2 separate regions of the Homo sapiens genome follow, and region 2 is linked to region 1. Evidence: chromatin loops called from intact Hi-C (ENCODE). Cell type or tissue: heart right ventricle. All regions are shown on one strand.

Region 1 (2,500 bases):
GTTGTTTCCTTTCCAGTGAAGCCAAAATCTCATCAGAACTCACCATCAAAAGAGAGAATTGTGTATTGTAGACTAAGTAATTAGATAGGAATTAACTTTAGCCTAAACTGACTGAGACAAAACATAGCACCAGGAAACCCAATAATTGAAGGTATCATTGAATTGTTGCAGGCCATATTTGCTATCATTGGACACATAAAGACATCACTTATTTTTTTAAGTTTCTAAAATAAAATATAAATGCAACAGCTATGTGACATTGAATTTTTATCTCTAGTTGCAGAGTCATAAGATGAATCAACTTCTTCTAGGACTTCAGATACCCAACAGGGAGCCTTTAGTCATTCTATATATTCCATTTATTTCACTCATTCATTCCTTCAACAATATTTGTTGATCATATACCACATATCAGATATTTCACCCAGTGCTGATATTTGAGTAATAAACAAAACACAGTTCTTGCACTAATGGAGCTTAAAATCTAAAGAGTGATTACAGACAATAACAAAATTTTCTATAATACTGTGGCACATAGAAAACATTAAAATAGGGTGTATCTACCAAGCTAAGTGAATGTGTCAAAAAGGGGGAGAAATATGTGCCAAAGAGTGTCAGAGTGCATTAATAGCACTGATACTACTTTTTACAGAAGGTGCACTCAAGTATTATCGGAAGTAGTGTGTAAAAGTCTATGACATTCTTTATTATATAAAATTCTGCAGTTAAACAAATTAGTTTTTAAAATTATAACTACAGAAAATGAGACACTGCTAGACTAAAACCCAAATAAAGCTGGTAGCATTATCCCTTATACATAGTTTATGCTCAGTAGGTATTCCAACTATGAAGTCAGTTTTTTCTGCTGTTTGGAGGGAGGAAAACTGTAATGTACCTGGACTCTTCCATTAATCAAAAGAAGACTCTATACCAAGAACAGATAATTATAAAGCCTAGGAAAGTTGGTTAGATAAAAGGATAGACTGGAAACATGAAAATATAGTCAACTATCTTATTGATTAGGGTTGTGCTATGAGTATTACTTGAATAGTTTAAAAAAGGTATGAATTTATTCTATACTGGTGTTTTTAGAATGCAGAATTTCTGGACAAAAGACATTGTCCTAGGACAATAAGAGAACAAGATACTTTATGTCACAATTGTCTATATTATTATATTAAATTTAGGTAAAATTGATTTATTTTATAAAATTGATACTAACGGAAATACTAGGAAAACAATAATTATATTAACCACTAGGTGGAGCCCCATGAATTAAATGTATGGTAGTCAAAGACAAAATTGCTTAAGTTGGTCAAATTAGGAAAATTTATGACGTTTTTCTTCTGAGCAATTTTTATTAATTTTTTAATTTGCAATATTTTCAGAATGCATAAATTATAAGTCCTGGCTTTTATTAAAGACAAGAAGCCAAATTACTTGATTAGCATGAAACTTTTTTGCAAACTGGATTTTAAAATCAAAGTATTTTTGCTTAAGTTACTTTATAATTTACCAAAGATACATATTCCATTAATATTTTGATAACAGTATATAACTATAATTGAAATTGAAAACAGACAAGAAAAATCAGTGAAGCCTACCTATTAATCCACTTTGTACTGACTATTTTTCAAATGTTATTTTTTTCCCTTTTGTTTGTACGTGTTTATGTGTACGTTTTGCCCCAGAACCTGAAACTAAAAAAGATGAAAAGATGTCCAAAGCAGGTAAGGATATTTTGTAAGATTTACATACAAGGAGATGTTCTGTTTGGTTGGAAGAAAGCTAGTTTTACAGTTTTACAATCCTGGCTGGATAAAATATTTAGACATCCAAAACATTAAAAAAATACTGATGCTATGTGCCATATATTTTACAAGTAATAAGCAATAAAACTAAATGTATGCTAAAGTTAACAAAAATTCCTTGCTTTCTGGTAGCAGATTTTGGGTAAGTTTATCAAAGCACTAGAACCATTAGCACATACGCTGCTCTTTGTTTATTTACTGGGCAATTGAACACTGTTTATGAAATGCTAAGAGGGCACCTTAAATGTCAGAGGCTCCATACAGAGCATGTCAAATGCCTAAAATTTATTATTATCATGGATTGAGTTTTATGAACCTGTATTTACCTACTTTCAACCATTTTGATCTCCAAAAAAGGAGTCCCACATGGTTCAACCTAACAGATTAAACACTTTTCTTTCACACAATTAAATGTGCAAATATTTTATGGAGAAGTAATCCATTGACCTATTGGCCATTAATTTGAAAGCTGAAATACTTTTAAAATAGACTTTCTAAAAACAGGTTTTGCAAGGGAAGAAGTCAAGAGATTAGCTGGGCACTCAAGGCTAGTGATGAAGGTTGAGTGGATGAATATCATAGAATATGGGAAAATGTAGAAAAGGAAGACACTAAATCCTAAGGAAAATTTCAATTATAGTCTTTCTATGGCTTATCCTAATTCAAGTATTTTGTATCTTTATAAGGAG
Region 2 (2,500 bases), 360 kb after region 1:
CAGATTTTTCTTGGGCAGGGCTTGATGCAGCTGCTGTGGGGGATGGGCAGGTGGTTCCCAGGTCAAAGGAGTTATGTTCCCAGTGAAATTCTGGCTGCCTCTGCTCTGTCACACAGATCACCAGTGAAGTGGGGGAAAGCTGGCAGCCACCGGCCTCACCCATGTCCCAGGCAGCCCACAGCCCAAAAGACCAGTCTCACTCCCATTGTACACCCCCAACAACACTGAGTTTATTTCCAGGCAGTCAGTGAGCAGAGGTGAGGAACGTGCCCCAGGTTACAGCCTCCCAGCTGAGAAAGCAAGCCAATTCACAGTTCTTTGACTATCCTATGGTGCCTGCAGCAGCATTTCACCTCCTTCGAAGGGTCTGTGGATTCCCTCTGCTTTCCTGGTATATTCCTGCAGTAATTGCAGGAGCAAAAGTTCATGATGTGAGCCTCCACACACTACTCTGTCCTTCCAAAAGGGAGTTGCAAGTTAGTCCTTCCTCTTAGCCACCACTTTTTTTTTCCTCTCTTAGCAATTTTCTTAGCATTAATTTTTATTTTTACTATATTGTGGCCTGAAATCGTGTCTGGTATCTTTTCTTTCTTTTTTTTATTTGCTGATGTTTCTTTTATGACCAATTTTGTGGTTGATTTTAGAGTATGTTCCAGGTGCAAATGAGAAGAATATAGGATTTTGTTGTTCTTTGGTGGAGAGTTCTGTAGATATATGTTAGGCCCATCTAGTCAAGTGTTCAGTTCAGGTCCTAAATATCTTTGTTAATTTTCTGCATCGATGATGTTTCTAATACTGTCAGTAGGGTATTGAGGTCTCTTACTATTATTGTGTAGTTATCTAAGTCTCTCCATAGGTCTCTAAGAACTTGCTTCATGAATTTGGATGCCTCTGTGTTGGGTGCATAAATATTAAGGATGGTCAAGTCTTTGTGCTGAATTTAACCCTTTACCATCATGTAATGCCCTTCCTTGTCTTTTTTGATGGTTGTTGATTTAAAGTCTGTTTTGTCTGGAAATAGAATAGCAACCTCTCCTTTTTTCTCTTTTCCATTTGCTTGGTATATTTTTCTTCATCCCTTTACTTTGAATCTATGGGTGTCATCGCATGTGAGATGGGTCTCTAGAAGACAGCATACAGTTGGGTCTTTCTTCTTTGTCTAACTTGCCATTCTATGCCTTTTATTTGAGGGCATTTAGCCCATTTATATTTAAGGTTAATATTGATATATGCAAATTTGATCGTGTCATCATGTTGTTAGCTTATTATGTGGATTTGATAGTGTGGTTGCTTTATAGTGTCAATGGACTATATACTTAAATATGTTTTTGTGGTAGCTGGTAATGGTCTTTCATTTCCATATTTAGCACCTCCTTAAGTACTTCTTGTAAGGCAGGTCTGATGGTAACAAATTTCCTTAGCATCTGCTTGTCTGAAAAGGATCTTATTTCTCCTTTACTTATGAAGCTAGTTTGGCTGGATATGAAATCCTTGGTTGGAATTTCTTTTCTTTAAAAATGCCTAATATAGAACCCCACTCTCTTCCAGCATTTTAGATTTCTGCTGAAAGTTCTGCTATTAGCTTGATGGATTTCCCTCTGTAGGTGACCTGCCCCTTTTCTCTAGCTGCCTTTAATATTTTTCTTTCATATTGACCTTGGAGAATCTAATGATTGTGTCTTGGGGATAGTTATCTTACATAGTATTTCACAGGGGTTCTCTGCATTTTCTGAATTTGAATGTTGGCCTCTCCAGTGAGGCTAGAGAAATTTTCATGGACCATAACCTCAAATATGTTTTCTAAGATGCTTGTTTACTCTCCCTCTTTTTTGGGGATGTCAATGAATCATATATTTGGTCTTTTTACATAATTCCATATTTCTTGGAATTTTTTTATTCTTTTTAAATTTTTTCTTTATTTTTGTCTGACTGAGTTAGTTCAAAGAACCAATCTTCAGAATCTGAGATTTTCCTCAGCTTAGTCTATTCTGCTGTTAAAACTTGTGACTGTATTATGAAATCCTTGTTGTGTGTTTTTCAGCTCTATCAGATCAGTTTGGTTATTTTTTATAATGGCCATTTTGTCTTTCAGCTCTTGTATTATTTTATTGTAATCCTTAGTTTCTTTGTATTGGATTTCTACTTTCTTCCAAAAGTCGATGATCTTCCTATACATATTCTGAATTTTGTATCTATCATTTCAGCCATTTCATCCTGGTTAAGAGCCCTTGTTATGGAAATGGTATGGTCATTTGGAGGAAAGAAAACACTCTGGCTTACTGAACTGCCAATGTTCTTGTGCTGGTTCTTTCTGATCTGTGTGGGCTGATGTTTCTTTAACAGTGGTGTAATTTGATTACAGTCAATTGACTTCTTTTCTGGATGAGCTGAGGCCCTAGTGGAGGTAGGGTGACTCATGGGGGATCTCCTGAGCCTAGATTGCAAAGATCCATGGAAGAAGTGTGAATCCCCAGGGACTCTCACTCATTGTTTCCTCACA

The links. A loop is a pair of places that touch in the nucleus more often than their neighbours do. Peaks named below come from ENCODE experiments on the same cell type or tissue, not always from the same donor. Only the 100,000 strongest peaks of a DNase experiment are listed, where the experiment ranks them.
Region 2: a loop joins it to region 1, with 2.5 times the contacts of the local background. A loop is called at or near these places in 24 of 110 quality-filtered maps.

What each region holds. Positions count from the first base shown.
Region 1 is chr6:123,315,687-123,318,186 of GRCh38, reverse strand. It overlaps TRDN (triadin), which reads left to right. Exons shown (of 41, transcript NM_006073.4): 24 at 1,692-1,730. All of the region lies in intron 1 of LOC124901393 (a long non-coding RNA gene), which reads right to left. Among named protein-coding and RNA genes, the nearest start is that of TRDN-AS1, 120 kb to the left of the region's middle. In heart right ventricle, a CTCF peak has its summit at 1,251 (motif pointing right); no DNase peak of the experiment used is centred here.
Region 2 is chr6:122,953,940-122,956,439 of GRCh38, reverse strand. No RefSeq gene overlaps it. Among named protein-coding and RNA genes, the nearest start is that of CLVS2, 41 kb to the left of the region's middle. In heart right ventricle, no CTCF peak of the experiment used is centred here; no DNase peak of the experiment used is centred here.